Linked DNA regions of Homo sapiens: region 2 is linked to region 1. A link is an interaction called in ENCODE POLR2A ChIA-PET data of the cell type or tissue named here. Cell type or tissue: IMR-90. All regions are shown on one strand. Each heading gives the region's core, and the rest is flanking DNA. Links, peaks and the distances in the headings are about the cores only. Region 1 overlaps MYOF (myoferlin). Region 2 overlaps CEP55 (centrosomal protein 55).

Region 1 (8,337 bases), core at 295-8,294:
CATCTCTCTCTGCCATTGGTCACGTGGCTTGATCTCAATCTCAAATTTGAAGAGATGAGTTGGGATGATTCAAAATCTGAAGTAGGAAGCACTCTCACATAAATGCATTTTTTATTTGCTTTATTCTTGGAGTTCTGTCAGGTGCTAGGAATCCACAATGACCAACCCAAGGGGCCTCTTGCTCTCATGGAGCTTGTAGTCCAGCTGGCTGTGTTCTGGATTCTGGGGAAATTACAGATAAGTGGAATTCCCTCTCAACCTGCCTGAGACCTGCTGGGCGTTTCAGAAAGGCATTAAAAAGGCTGGGCAGAGTGGCTGACGCCTGTAAACTCAGCACTTTGGGAGGCCAAGATGGGAAAATGGCTTGAGACCAGGAACTCAAGACCAGCCTGGGCAACATAGCAGGATGTAATCTCTACAAATGTTTTTTAAAATTAGCTGGGCATGGTGGCTTATACCTGTAGTCCCAGCTATTCAGGAGGCTAAAGCAGGGCTATCGCTTGGCCCTGGGAGATCGAGGCTGTAGTAAGATATGATTACACCACTGCATTCCAGCCTGGGTGACAGAGCGAGACCCTGTCTTTTTTTAATTAAAAAAAAAAAAAAAAAAAAAAAAAAGGCCAGCCGTGGTGACTTATGCGTGTAATCCCAGGACTTTGGGTGCTGGGTGGATCACCTGAGGTCGACAGTTCGAGACCAGCCTGATCAACATGGAGAAACCCCATCTCTACTAAAAATACAAAATTAGCTGGGTGTGGTGGCACATGCCTGTAATCCCAGCTACTCAGGAGGCTGAGGCAGGAGAATTGCTTGAACCCAGGAGGCGGAGGTTACGGTGAGCAACCTGCACTCCAGCCTGGGCAAGAAGAGCGAAACTCCATCTCAAAAAAACAAAAACAAAAACAAAAAACAAAAAAACAAAAAAAGAACAAAAAAAACCCCCAAGGCATTAAAAAGTTTTTTGTTTCACTTCATTCAAGAATAAGGTCTAGCGAGGCGCAATGGCTCACACCTGTAATCCCAGCACTTTGGGAGTCTGAAGCAGGTGGATCACTTGAGCTCAGGAGTTGAAGACCAGCCTGGGCAACACGGCAAAAGCCCATCTCTACAAAAAATAAAACAATTAGTTGGGTGTGGTGCACGCTTGTGGTCCCAGCTACTCAGGAGGCTGAGGTGGGAGGACCACCTGAGCCCAGGAATTCAAGGCAGTATTGAATCTTAATCACGCCACCGCACTCCAACCTGAGGGAGACCCTATCTCAAAAACAAACAAACAAATAAAAAAAAACCCAGAAGGTTCTAGTCTTTATCTTATAGAGATATTGAAACTAGTTGGGAGAGAAAGGTGGGTGGGTGGAGGGGAGCCTTCATGGCCTAGTGACTTGGTGAAAATAACAAAGACATTCATTATTGCTCTTGTCCAGGGAGGTTTGACCCAGCTTTTGAAAAACACAATGGAGCTGGCCATCAACTGTTAAAAAGTTAAAGTTTCATGAATAATTGGGTGGTTTAAAAGAGAGAGACAGAGAGAGAGTAGGAAAATCCTATTCAGTGGGAAGAATTAAATTTTTTCACTTATTTGTGAAAATATTAAACACTGAACCACTTCTAAAATAGATATAAGGTCGACAGTGGGGGGAGGTAAATAAGTTATATGTCTTCAGTAGAATATTGCACAGTCATTAAAATACTTTTGAATTTTATGCTTTTGAATTATTAAAATAATTTTATGCTTTTGAATTAAAATACTTTTGAATTATTAAAATAATTTTGAATTAATATGGGCATATGCTTAGGATATAATAGCAAGAAAGTGTAGGAGAGGAAATCATTTGCTATATGCTGCTAGTTTGTGTTATCAGATGTCGTATTTCATTAAATATATTCCTCCAATAAACACTTAGTGATACATCACAGATGTTAATAGTAGTTGCCTCTAGAGAGTGGGACCCAAGTTAATTTTTTAAAGATTAATTGAAGTTTTCAAAAGTTTCCACATGAAGCATACTGGACATCACTTTTATCAACATAAAACCAATACATGTCATTACCCAGCTAGACACACAGAGAATCATGTGATACACTCTTGATTTGTCACATGCAGACATGTTTTTAATTATGAGGCCTTCCTTCTGAGACTCTGGAGATGATCTAATCCCACCCTTGCTCTGCACATGTGCCCCAGATATGCAACATAAGTGGACCAAGCTCACACAGCAAGCTCGTGGCGGTGCCTGGTAAGAACTCAACTCTCCTGCCAGTCCAGGCTTCCCTTGCCGCGCCACTGCTGTACAGAAGATGGTCGCTGGTGAGCTACTCTCCTTGAACTGCTCTGCTCTCTTGGTGAACACAAAGGGAAACGGAGTGGGTGGGGGTGAAATGTAGAGATTCTCCTTCCGAAGGGAAGAGGTAACCTCTCACCCAAAGATAGGACAATCAGAAATAGCTTATCTATTAAAACAAAGTTGAAAAAACAATGAAGTCACCTCATTCCAGACAGGGTTCAATTCATTATCAACTTTCTTTGTTTTCTTTTTCTCATCTGCAAAAGAGATAAAGGAAGAGACAGCAATCATTTATAAAAAAATTAAAGAGCGTGGGCCATTCATTTATTCTAAGAACATTACCCAAGGGTCTACTTGCACCCACATCTCCCCATTCATCGCTTAGGATGGGTGTTTACCTGAATCACAGTTTTCCAAATGAAATGGCATTTTTTGGTCTACAAGGTTTTCCCATCTCCAGGTCTACATGGAGTTAAGGGATGTGATGTTCTGCCCTTCTCTCACCAAGGCTACCCAGAGCCTCTGCATCTCTGGCTTGCTGCAGAAAGAAGCCAACAAAGCTAACCTCTGAGATGCTGATATTGCTATTTTATAGATGAGGATATTGAGGCTCAAAGAGTTAAGACGTTTATCTGAGCTCACACCTGGCAGTGATGCCCTGATTTAAACCTGGAATTTCAGCTCTGAAGCTCATGCTGCATCTGAGTGTGCTAAGATGCCAACACAGCTTCAATATTAAGCTGGACTCCCTCCCATAGGCTTCGGTACAAGGTCATTAGTAGATGAAAACTTTCTAAGACCAGCGGATAATTTGGGGCTTCCTTTACTCCGAGGCCACCTTTTCTGAAGACACAAGATCTTTCTTCTCTGTGTCTGAGCCTGGACAGTACACCTACCTGGATGAGCACACGAGCAAATCCAGCAAGTGCTTAAAGTTTCCTTGTAGCAAAGTCCAAAGAGCAGAGGCTTCTTTTGGGTCCCCAAGTCCCCAAATACCTACCCAAATAAAAGCTAATCTTCGAGTACAAAATGCTTTGTCAGCATTATCTCATCTAATTTTTTTTTTTTTTTGAGACAGGGTCTCGCGAGGTCGCCCAGGCTGGAGTATAGTGGCACTATTTCGGCTCACTGCAACCTCTGCCTCCCAGCTCAAGAGATCCTCCCACCTCGGCGCCCCATGTAGTTGGGACCACAGGTGCACACCACCACACCCAGCTAATTTTTCTATGTTTTTTTTTTTTTCACTAGAGATGGGGTTTTGCCATGTTGCCCAGGCTGGTCTCAAACCCCTGAGCTCAAGTGATCCACCTGCCTCAGCCTCCCAAAGTGCTGGGATTACAGGTATGAGCCACTGCGCCCGGCATTCATCTAATCTTAAAAACCTAGGAGAAGCCAGGTGAGGTGGTGCACGCCTGTAATCCCAGCACTTATGGAGGCCAAGGTGGGAGGATTGTTTGAGCCTAGGAGTTCAAGACCAGCGTAGGCAACATAATGAAACCCCATCTCTACAAAAATACAACAATTAGCTCTGTGTGGTGGCACACACCTATAGGTTCCAGCTACTCAGGAGGCTGAGGTGGGAGGATCCCTTGAGCCCAGGAGGTCAAGGCTGCAGTGAGCCAAGATCACACCACTGCACTCCAGCCTGGGAAACAAAGCAAGACCCTGTCCAAAAACAAAAAACAAACCCTAGGAGGTATATATTACTATTTTCATCCCCCTTTCACAGCTAAGGAAACTGAGAAGCTGAGTAACATTCAAAGTCACCCAGTTGGCTGGGTGCGGTGGCTGACACCTGTAATCCCAGCACTTTGGGAGGCCAAGGCGGGCAGATCACTTGAGGTCAGGAGACCAGCCTGGCCAACATGGTGAAACCCCACTTCTACTAAAAATACAAAAATTAGCCAGGCATGGTGATGGGTGCCTATTATCCCAGCTACTCGGGAGGCTGAGGCAGGAGAATCACTTGAACCCAGGAGGCAGAGGTTGCAGTAAGCCGAGATCGTGTCACTGCACTCCAGCCTAAAGGATAGAGCGAGACTCAGTCTCAAAACAAAAAACAAATAAGTCACCCAGTTAATAAATGGTCTTGCTAGGATTTGAGACCCAGGCAGTCTCACATTAGTGGCCACACTTTGAATCACTCCTCAGCCTTTGCTTCTCCTCTGCTGCTGTGGAATGTAGGAGGTAGTGGGTTTTGTTTAGCTAATGTCACATTGCTTTGGCTCCCAGCACACAGCTGCCTGTGGGACTAACCACCTCATTCTTCCAAGACCTCAGCATAGCAAGGCCGTGAGTCATGGACCTCACTCTGCTAAGCATTAACTTTTCCACTTGAGAGGGCAACACACAGCCCAATGGCTTCCCTTCCTAAGCTTCAGCGTGACGCTCCTCGTCGGCTTGTGCCCAGACCTATCCTGGCTGGTTCTGCCTGTGCTCTCTCTATGTGGCCTACAGAGCCCCTCACTGCATCTGACTCTGAGGTCCCCTAGACGCTGTCCAGAAACTTCCCCTCCCACACTTCCATTTTGACCCCACCCTTCCCTCTCCTCATCTAACAGAAACTCCCAATCCTCCTCTCTGGTTACAGTATAAGAAAGTGCTCTTGAGAGAAACAGGAGACATGCAAAGAATTTTTAACTTAAATAGAACTGGACAAAATGGTTTCTATGTGTAATTGTAGCTGCTCCCTCTACAGAATCATCTCTAGGTGCCAGGCTGTGCATTCTACCACAGTGTCTCTAACCATTGAGACAATTCTTCCAGGTAAACATGGTCATTCCCATTTCTAAGCCAAGAAAATGGAGAGTAGTTAACCTGCCTTCAATCACACAGCTAATAAGGAAACAGCCAGATTTTGAACTACATCCCTCTGGCTCCAAAATCTGTGTTTGTGTGTGTTTGCCACCATGCCACAGTGCCTTATTGGAAGCTGTCAGAAATGCTGGATAATGAAGATTCGTAAATGTAACACATGTGATGGGCTTGGCGTCTTGGAAAATGTCCATAAGGAAGTTTATGGTTGCGTTCCAGGGTATCCTGAAACTCTCCAAGATTATTTGCTCTAATACACAAAATATTGCATCTGTGAGTTTTCTTGGAGGAAAGAGCTCATTGTTCTCATCAGATTCTCAAATGTGCTTGAAAAAGGTTAGGAATCCCAGCATTCAACAAGCATGAAATAGTACCACCAATCTCCCTCTACCTTACCACTACCCTGCTCCCATAACCGGGGCTTGGGGGGGTGGAGAACTGAGTCTCAAAGGAGTGGATCTGGACCCTGAGACCATGGCGGTCCTTCAAGAGAGAAGATAGGAGATTCCAAGAAGTCCCAGCAAGAAGGGAAAGCAAGGAGAAGGCAGAAAATAATGCAATAGAAACTGAGCACCCAGGCTTGGGGTAGGATTTGCATCACTGAAAGATGGCACTGAAGCAAAATTCCAGTCTCCAAGTCCCCAAGACTCCAACCAGGGAGCCAAGGCAGGGACAAGGGCTCCAGGGAGGTCACAGAAAAAACCAGCGCTTGTCAACATGAAACAAGTCCCAAGCCTGGTTCCTGACCCAGGAAACAGAGAACACGGAAGACACGCTGCAAGCTACCTTGAGGCCAAGCCTGGGACCATGGATCCTCTCTGCCCTCAGGAGGCACAGGATTGTTCCAGAGTCAGCAGCTGGGGAGTGTGAAAAGATTCATTTGTTCATTCATTCATTCACAAACATTTATTAAGCATCCACTGTGTGCCAGTAACAGGAAACAGAAGAGTGTAAGATAATTCTTAGTCTTAAAAAGTTCCACAGGCTGGCTGGACATGGCGGCTCACGCCTGTAATCCTAGCACTTTGGGAGGCCAAGGCGGGTGGACTGCCTGAGCTCAGGAGTTCGAGACCAGCCTGGACAACATGGGTGAAACCCCGTCTCTACTAAAATACAAAAAATATTAGCCGGGCATGGTGGTGGACGCCTGCAGTCCCAGCCACTCGAGAGGCTGAGGCAGGAGAATTGCTTGAACCCAGGAGGCGGAAGTTGCAGTGAGCCGAGATCAAGCCACTGCACTCCAGCCTGGGCAACAGAGCAAGACCCCATCTCCAAAAAAAAAAAAAAAAAAGAAAGAAAAAGAAAAAAAAAGTGCCACAGGCCAGGTGCGGTGGCTGACACCTGTAATCCCAGCACTGTGGGAGGCTGAGGCAGGCGGATCACCTGAGGTCAGAAGTTTGAGACCAGCCTGGCCAACTTGGTGAAACCCATCTCTACTAAAAATACAAAATTTAGCCATGCATGGTGGTGGGCACCTGTAATCCCCGATACTCGGGTGGCTGAGGCAGGAGAATCGCTTGAACCTGGGAGGCGGAAGTTGCAGTGAGCCTAGATCGCGCCATTGCACTCCAGCCTGGCAACAAGAGCAAAACTCCATCTAAGAAAAGAAAAGAAAAGAAATAGCACAAAGCTCCACCAGGCTTTTGCCTGTCTCATTCTCATCCTGAAGTTTCTTCCTGCCTGTCAGAGGGGGAATAAACAGAAATAATGACTGGTCAGCTCAGGCCAAGAGACCTCACAGCTCAGCCCACAGAAATGGTTCACTGAGTGAGTTCTTCCGCAAACATTAATCAGCTCCTTCATTCTTCCACCCAACAAATGTTTGTGAAATTGCCAGGCATTGAGCACTGTAGGAGACACAAAAATACCCAAGACATGGTTCCTGCCCTCAGGGGGTCTAGTGGGGAGAGGAAATGTGGCTATACGGGACTGATAGAGAAAGGACTTCAGTTGCTATCAGAGGGGTATCAATGCACAGAAAAATTCAGAGGAAAGAAAGGTGACTTCAGGCTGTGTGCACAGAAGATGCAGAGGCTGAGCTAGATGAGAATTCAAGGGCAAGGAGGGGTTGAAAATGTGGAGCCAGAAGACGAGCTCACTCCAGTAGACACAATAGGGTGGGTGGATCAGGCATGGAGGAGGGAGAACCAGTTATGTCACATCTGGGGACACTCCAGGACCCAACCAGCTGGAACCAAAGAGCATAGAACTGGGTAGGGGGCAAACGGGCTTTGTGGGAAGGTTATGGTCTCACTGTGAAGCCTCAAGTACCAGGCTAAGCTTCATTTGGCTGATATAAGTACTTAAAGGAGGAGGGTATTAGAAACTGGATTTTATAACTTCAAAATTTTATAACTCATGAGAAAAACCAAGTGGCCCAACAATTCTCCCAATGCATGTTCCTGAACACATGATTCAATTGTGTGTTGAAAACAAAGGGGAGTGGCTGAGTCCAGGCAGATGCCAGTTGACCACAGACCAGGTGGAGCTATTCAACCAGAACTTCCTGCAGCTCCTGGCACTCATTGTGTGAGGTTGATGCTAATGGCATTACCTCTAGGGGATGCTCACTGCAGGCTGGGCATTGCTAAGCCCCCCACCTTTTTTTTTTTTTGAGTTAGAGTCTCACTGTGTTGCCCAGGCTGGAGTGCAATGGCACGCTCTTTGCTCACTACAATCTCTCTCCTGCCTCAGCCTCCTGAGTAGCTAGGATTACAGGTGTGTGCCACCACACCCAGCTAATTTTTATATTTTTAGTAAAGACAGGGTTTCCCCATGTTGGCCAGGCTAGTCTCGAACTCCTGACCTCAAGTGATCCGCTCACCTCGGCCTCCCAAAGTGCTGGGATTACAGGCGTGAGACACCGTGCCCGGCCTGCTAAGCCCTTTACATGCATCATTTCATTGAATCCTCCTGGCAAGCCTATGACGTAGGCACTGTTTTATTATCCTCAGTTTGCAGAGAAGCAAAGAGAGCCCAGAATGGTTAGGTAACTTGCTCAAGATCACAGGGCTAGGACGAAGCCCTCTAACCAGGTCTAGTATGACTCCTGAGCCCATGCATTTAACCACTGCACCTCCCATTTCCCTAGCTAATAAGGAAAAACTAAGTGGCTGGCATTGGCTCCTACCCTTCTGGAGAAACCCAGCTCAATCTCTTTCAAGAAGGAGGCTCTGATGTTTATCAAAATGTGTATATGTTACATTTTATTGAAAACCTATTCTCACACATAAACACA
Region 2 (8,337 bases), core at 130-8,129, 74 kb after region 1:
CCTATCTACCTTTGACACTCCAGCATGCTAGTGAATCATGTATCTTTTAGGCTGCTGTGCATTTCTCTTGGCAGTGATACCTCCCTGACATGGTTCATCATCAGGCTGCAATGACAGAATGTGGTGAGCAGCGTCTACTGAGACTACTAACATTTTGCACTGTCAAAATACTTGGTGAGGAAAAGATAGCTCAGGTTATTGCTAATGGGTTAATGCACCAGCAAGCAAAATATTTTATGTTTTGGGGGTTTTGAAAAATCAAAGATAATTAACCAAGGATCTTAACTGTGTTCGCATTTTTTATCCAAGCACTTAGAAAACCTACAATCCTAATTTTGATGTCCATTGTTAAGAGGTGGTGATAGATACTATTTTTTTTTTCATATTGTATAGCGGTTATTAGAAAAGTTGGGGATTTTCTTGATCTTTATTGCTGCTTACCATTGAAACTTAACCCAGCTGTGTTCCCCAACTCTGTTCTGCGCACGAAACAGTATCTGTTTGAGGCATAATCTTAAGTGGCCACACACAATGTTTTCTCTTATGTTATCTGGCAGTAACTGTAACTTGAATTACATTAGCACATTCTGCTTAGCTAAAATTGTTAAAATAAACTTTAATAAACCCATGTAGCCCTCTCATTTGATTGACAGTATTTTAGTTATTTTTGGCATTCTTAAAGCTGGGCAATGTAATGATCAGATCTTTGTTTGTCTGAACAGGTATTTTTATACATGCTTTTTGTAAACCAAAAACTTTTAAATTTCTTCAGGTTTTCTAACATGCTTACCACTGGGCTACTGTAAATGAGAAAAGAATAAAATTATTTAATGTTTTAATATGTCTAGTGTATTCGTGTATATATAGATATTCTAAGATTCTTGTTTAAAAAAACAAATGTGTTGGACATAATCAAAATTCAAGATTTTCACAATAAAATATTTAAGACATAATTCAAAGCACATTATCAAAAAAGTGAAAATACAACCAACAGAAAGAGAAAAAATATTTTCAAACCATGTATCTGATAAGGGTCTAGTATCCAGAATATATAAAGCACCATTACAACTCAATAAATAGATATTCTAAGATTCTTACCCCCAAGGACTTATCAGGGGTTACAGATTAACACTCAGTGTAAGATGATAAGGCAGTTAAGGATACATCAGAACCGAAAACTATGTGAAGGAGTTAGAAGGAGTAGATGCTTTCACGCATCTTTCTTAAATAAATAACTCTTTATCAATAAATATGAATTTGAGTTATTTGTTACAGAGGCAAAACAATAAGCATGCCAAATTATATAGGGTTTTTTTTTCTAACCATAGAAATTATACAGATCTGTTGATGGAAATAAAATTTTGCCATTACTGTTAATCCCAGGCTCACAAGATCTTCAACTACAGTTGAACAAAAGATATGGACATATTCAGCCGCATAGTTCTTATTCCGATCCACAATGTTATAGCAAAGACCATAGTATTAAATCATAAATATATGCCATAAGGAAGTTGCTCCCCTTACAACTTTAAAGCAAGCCAGTATTACCTCTAGTTTGTAGATGTGGAACATGTCTTGGTCATCCAGTGAGCAGTGGAGTCAAGCAGAACCCAGGCCTTTGGTCCGTGCCTGTATGGAACAAGAGATGTGGTCTCATGGGATAACTGGCCAGGACATAAACCATAACAGAAGCGCCAGCCTGATGACCTCTGAAGTTTGATTCCCAGAGCCACAGGGTGATCTGGAGTTTGTTTCAAGACTCTTGTACTTTCTGTGTTTCACTGGAGGGCTGTACTTAGCTTTCCCTGCTCACTTTAGCCACCTACATCTGGGCACCAATATCAAAAAAATAACTTTGGAAAAATTGGGCAGGCTTCTTGTGGAGCTCTGCTACTGTAGAGGGGGAATTTATATATTTCCGAAGAGTAGATGATTTAGAGCAGGAAGGATTCTACTTTCCCAGATCATGTTACCAAAGCAAGGGTCAATAAAAGGCATCTTCAAGACCTGAAAATCTTCAAGGTTCTCATAATTGAAGACTTTTTTTTCCCCCTTCACTGTCCACCTTTTTTCTTGGCAGATAACCGCTTACCCTTAGGGCATGTTTTCTTCTGTGGGACTGTAAACTACCAGAAACCATGCTAGATACTTTAACTACTTATACTCATTAGCTCTTCCTTGCAAATCTGTGAAGTAAAGTGCTAGCACCAGCACCATTTTTCAGATGAGAAAACTAAGGCTTGCAGAGAGTGAACAATTTGCCCAAGGTCACCACTGATAAGTAGTAAAGAAAGGATATAAACTCAGCTCAGTGTGTCGCAGAGTTCATCTCTCTCCATTGTACAGTTACATTCCCAACCAACATGCTGGGGCTGCCATGCCAGGATTACTCCACTCTGTTGCTTTTTATTAAAAAATTATGTTACATATTTTATTACACAATTATTTTACATAAAATAAAATGTACAGATCAATGAGTTTTGACAGATGTATATATATATCATTGTAATCATCAGCCAAATAAAGTTATAGACTCTACCAACATTTCTGAAAGTTTCTTTAATTACTTCTAGTCCAGAATCCCCTCCTCCCAGAGGCAATCTAATTTATTTTTATTTTTATTTATGTATTTATTTTTAGAGACAGGGTCCCCTCTGTCACCCAGGCTGGAGTGCAGTGGTACAGTCATAGCTCACTGCAGTCTTAAACTCCTGGGCTCAAGTGATCCTCCTGCCTCAGCCTCCCAAGTACCTAGGACTGCAAGCATATGCCACCATGCCTTGCTAATATTTTTAATTTTTTATAGAGACATGGTCTCATTGTGTTGTCCAGTCTGGTCTCAAACTCCTGGGCAAATGCAATTCTCCTGCCTTGGCCTCCCAAATTGTTGGGATTACAGGTGTGAGTCACCGCACCTGGCCCTATTTATCTTAACACATGCTAAATTAATAACTACACTAATTAACTAAATTACTAAATGCCACAATAAATTAACAAAATTAATAAGACTAATGCTGGAGTGTTATTGTGTCTTGAAATCAGGGTAAGTCCCCCAACTTTATTCTTCAAGAATGTCTTGACTAATATAGGACATTTCCATTTTCATATACATTTTAAAATCAGCTTGTCAATTTTTACAAAAGTTTCCTGGAATTTCCATTGGGATAGTATATATCTATAGATTAATTTCTCAAAAATTGACATCTGCACAATCCAGAAACATTTCTTCATTTAGTTCTTTTTTAGCTGCTCTCAGCAATGTTTACAGCTTTCAGTGCATAGAGCTTAGCCTTTTATTAAGTTTATTCTTGAAAGTCTGAGTTTTATGCTATTATAAATGGCCTTTTAAAAATTTATTTTCCAGCCAGGCGCAGTGGCTTACACCTGTAATCCCAGCACTTTGGGAGGCCGAGGTGGGTGGATCTCTCGAGGTCAGGAGTTCGAGACCAGCCTGGCCAACATGGTGAAAACCCATCTCTACTGAAAATACAAAAATTAGCCAGGAGTGGTGGTGTGCACCTGTAATTCTAGCTACTGGAAAGGCTGAGGCACAAGAATCACTTGAACCCAGGAAGTAGAGGTTGCAGTGAGCCAAGATCATGCCACTGCACTCCAGCCTGGGCAACAGAGTGAGACTCTGTCTCAAAAAAAAAAAATTATTTTCTAATTGTTTGTTGCTAGGGTTAGAAATGCAACTGATTTTTGTATATTGACCTAGTAGCATCCTGGAATCTTATTAATTTATTAATTAATTTTAGTATTTTCACCTCTCTGAATTCAAATATTGTATTTTACAGTTCTAGAACAGTGCTGTCCAATGGAAATATGCAAGCCTCATGTAATTTTGTTTTCCAGTAGCCACATTAAAAAATACTAAAATAGACAAGGGATGGTGGCTCACTTCTGTAATCCCAGTACTTTGGGACGCCAAAGCAGACAGATCACTTGAGCCCAGGAGTTTGAGACCAGCCTGGGAAACATGGCGAAACTCTTTGTACCAAAAAAAAAAAAAAGAAAGAAAAAAAAAATTAACTGGGAATGGTGGTGCATGCCTGTAGTCCCAGCTACTCAGGAGGCTAAGGTGAGAGGATCACTTGAGCCCAGGAGCTGGAAATTGCAGTGAGTCAAGATCATGCCACTGCACTCCAGCCTGAGTGACAGAGTGACACCCTGTCTCAAAAAAAAAAAAAAAAAAAGAAAAGAAAAGTAAAACAACAACAAAAGTAGTAAAATAGCCAGGTGCAGTGGCTCATACCTGTAATCCCAGCAGTTTGGGAGGCCAAGGGAGGAGGATCACTTGAAGCTAGGAGTTCGAGCCTGGCCTGGACAGCAAGGAGACCCCTCCATCTCTACAAAAAATAAAAAAAGTAAAATAATTGGTGTAGTTAATTTTAATAATATGTTTCATTTAACTATACATATCCCAAATATTATCACTTAACATATAATCAATATAAAAACTATTAATGAGCTATTTTATGCTAAATCTTTGAAATTTAGTATTTCAAAATTACTGCACATCTCAATTTGGACTAACCACACTTGAAATGCTCAATAGCCACATTGTGGCTGTCGTGGCTAAGGGCTACCATGTTGGATAGCATGGATCTAGGATCTCTCTTCTTTTACTAGAGTTCCCATTTCTCTTCTGAGTTCTCTATTCACCCATTCTGTCCATTTCTTCCTGTAAATTCTTTAGCATATTCATAGCAGCTTAAAACAGTTAACATAGATGCTAATTCCAACATCTAGGTCATCTATGTGTCTATTTTTATTGGCTAATTTTTCTCATTATGGGTCACATTTTTTGTGTTTCTATACATGTCTATTAAATTTTTTAGTATAGGAGTGACATTGTAGATGATACATTACAGAAATTCTGGATTATTTTCCTTTTGAGAATATACAGTTGTGTTCTTGGAGACTCAAATTGCCACATTTGTTTAGGCTGTATTTCACCATGCACTGTCAGGACTAAATAATACTCATGGGGGAAAACCAGTTAAATATAGAACTCACTTTGCTTCCCTTCTTTCAAGAGCCATGGCCATTCCAGTGGCTGCCTGCCTTTGGTTGTTCTTCATTGCCATCAACAGTTGTTTTTCATATTTTGTCCAGAGTTTATAATTGTTATTGAATAGTGGGTTAGTCTGATAAAAGCTACACTGTCATTACCAGAACTGGAACCATCTACTGGTTTTGGTATTTTCTGTTGTTGTTGTTTTGTTTTCCTTTTTTATTTTATTTTATTTTTTTTCTTAAGAAGTCTGTTGTATTTGAGCAGGAGTTTATGCTAGGAGCCATATTCTGTGTGTGCATGTCCAGCCTCCAACAAACCCACAAACTGGTGATTCCTTGGTGACTTTAATATCAGCAAACGTAACTCTCGTCCTCAGATAGAAGGCAGATGGAGGTAAATGGAGAAGGGAGGGAAGGATAAATGAGTTATAGGATCCATTGCTTTCACCAAGAGCTTAATGTTTTAAAGGCAGGGGCTACATGATAGAAAAATACATTCAAAGAAGAGAACTTCATGGGAAAAACTAAAACCTCTGAGTTTCCCACTATGTGCTAAATTTGTGGTTATGTGTTACTTTGTCAAGGGCTACAGCTAGCCACTTGGATTTTTTGTTTTTTTGTATTTTTTTTTTTTTTTGAGATGGAGTTTCACTCTTGTTGCCCAGGCTGGAGTGCAATGGCATGATCTTGGCTCACCGCGACCTCCACCTCCTGGGTTCAAGCGAGTCTCCTGTCTCAGTCTCCCGAGTAGCTGGGATTACAGGCATGTGCCACCATGACTGGCTAATTTTATATTTTTATTAGAGACGGGGTTTCTCCATGTTGGTCAGGCTAGTCTGAAACTCCTGACCTCAGGTGATCCGCCCGCCTTGGCCTCCCAAAGTGCTGGGGTTACAGGCGTGAGCCACCGCACCCGGCCCAGCTAGCTACTTTGACAGCCAAGAAAACTGAAGCAAATCCCCCACTAACATTTAAAAAACAACAACAAAAAGACATTCCTGGGTTTCCAACCCAAATCCATAGCCAAAGCCCATCTTCTTTCTACCATGCCAGAAAACCCCTTACATATTCTCCAAACTCAGTAACCTTAAGTGAAATGTGTAAAGTGAAATAACCTTAAATGAGCCTTAATAAAACCTTAACTAGAGTAATAGAATTTTTCTTAGGTTAGAGAGAAAAACCGAAAACACCAACTGGTCTCTTGCACCCCTCTGATCTGAGAAGAAGGCCTGCCTTGTTCAACCCCTCCATCTGTTACCTGGATTCCCACTATGCCAGTTCTCTAACATCTTTACTTTCATTCTTCAAACATTTATTAAATGCAAAGCTCTGGGCTCAGTATTAGCGATAAGCAGCTTGATAAAGATAAAATGCAGCTTGATCTTCACAGTCTAGCGGAAGAGACCAATATCTAAACAGGTAAGTATAATACATTGTAGAAAGTGCTATAATCAAGGTATATATAGGGTAGAGGAGTTTATTTAAACTCTGGTTTATTCTAACAAAGATCAAAGATCTGACTCTTCAAAGACACAAATCTTAGACTAACATAGAATAAAAAATAAGTAGGAAAAATACACATCTAAGAAAGGAAAATAGAGCCACTCACAAGGGTAGCTCCCCAGGCAGGCCATGGAGCCTTTCCAAGACAGCCATGAGTTTGGTGCTGAGCTTTGCAGATGGTGGCACAAAGAAACCATCCTGGTCGCTTCAAAGATGGCCGAATAGGAATAGCTCTGGTCTATAGCTCCCAGTGAGATCGACACAGAAGACAGGTGATTTCTGCATTTCTAACTGAGGTACCTGGTTCATCTCATTGGGACTGATCAGACAGTGGTTGCAGCCCATGGAGGGCGAGCTGAAGCAGGGCAGGGCATCGCCTCACCTGGGAAGTGCAAGGGGTTGGGGGATTTCCCTTTCCTAGCCAAGGGAAGCCATAAGTGACTGGACCTGGAGAAGCAGTACACTCCTGCCCAAATACTGTGCTTTTCCCACGGTCTTTACAACCGTCAGACAAGGAGATCCCCTCCCATGCCTGGCTCAGTGGGTCCCATGCCCATGGAGCCTGGCTCGCTGCTAGCGCAACAGTCTAAGATTGACCTGGGACGCTGGAGCTTGGTGTGGGGAGGGGCATCCACCATTGCTGATGCTTGAGTAGGCAGTTCTATGCTCAAAGTGTAAACAAAGGGCAGGGGAGCTCAAACTGAGTGGAGCCCCCCACAGCTCAGCAAGGCCTACTGCCTCTCTAGATTCCACCTCTAGGGGCAGGGCGTATCTGAACAAAAGACAGCAGACAGCTTCTCCAGACTTAAAAGTCCCTGCCTAACAGCTCTGAAGAGAGCAGTGGCTCTCCCAGCACAGCGTTCAAACTCTGATAACAGACAGACTGCCTCCCCAAGTGGGTTCCTGACCCCCATGTAGCCTGACTGGGAGACACCTCCCAGTAGGGGCCAACAGACACCTCATGCAGGTGGGTGCCCCTCTGGGACCAAGCTTCCAGAGGAAGGATCAGGCAGCAATATTTGCTGTTCTGCAGCCTCTGCTAGTGATATCCAGGAAAACAGGGTCTGGAGTGGACCTCCAGCAAACTCCAACAGACTTGCAGCTGAGGGGCCTGTCTGTTAGAAGGAAAACTAACAAACAGAAAGGAATAGCATCAACATCAACAAAAAGAACATGCACACCAAAACCCCATCCGTAGGTAACCAACATCAAAGACCAAAGGTAGATAAAACCACAACGATGGGGAGAAACCAGAGCAGAAAGGCTGAAAATTCCAAAAAACCAGAACACGTCTTCTCTTCCAAAGGAACACAACTCCTCGCCAGCAAGGGAACAAAGCTGGACGGAGAATGAGTTTGATAAGTTGACAGAAGTAGGCTTCAGAAGGTCGGTAATAAACTTCTCCAAGCTAAAGGAGCATGTTCTAAACCATTGCAAGGAAGTAAAAAACCTTGAAAAAAGGTTAGACGAATGGCTAACTAGAATAAACAGTGTAGAGAAGAGCTTAAATGACCTGATGGAGCTGAAAACCACAGTACAAGAACTTCATGAAGCATACACAAGCTTCAATAGCTGATTCAATCAAGCAGAAGAAAGGATATCAGTGATTGAAGATCAAATCGATGAGATAAAGTGAGAAGACAAGATCAGAGAAAAAAGAGTGAAAAGAAACGAACAAAGCCTCCAAGAAATATGGGACTATGTGAAAAGACCAAATCTACGTCTCATTGGTGTACCTGAAAGTGACGGGGAGAATGAAACCAATTTAGAAAACACTCCTCAGGATATTATCCAGGAGAACTTCCCCAACCTAGC

The links. Peaks named below come from ENCODE experiments on the same cell type or tissue, not always from the same donor. Only the 100,000 strongest peaks of a DNase experiment are listed, where the experiment ranks them.
Region 2: POLR2A ChIA-PET joins it to region 1 with 11 read pairs; 5 of 35 experiments call an interaction of 5 or more read pairs at or near these places.

Annotation. Positions count from the first base shown.
Region 1 is chr10:93,454,396-93,462,732 of GRCh38, forward strand. MYOF (myoferlin) reads right to left here. Exons shown (of 54, transcript NM_013451.4): 2 at 2,487-2,542. Among named protein-coding and RNA genes, the nearest start is that of MYOF, 24 kb to the right of the region's middle. RefSeq lists an enhancer at 5,405-6,027. In IMR-90, for the core only: no CTCF peak of the experiment used is centred there; DNase peaks (open chromatin) are centred at 4,566 and 6,846; H3K27ac peaks cover 5,398 bases.
Region 2 is chr10:93,528,254-93,536,590 of GRCh38, forward strand. CEP55 (centrosomal protein 55) reads left to right here. Exons shown (of 9, transcript NM_018131.5): 9 at 1-839. Among named protein-coding and RNA genes, the nearest start is that of FFAR4, 34 kb to the right of the region's middle. In IMR-90, for the core only: no CTCF peak of the experiment used is centred there; no DNase peak of the experiment used is centred there.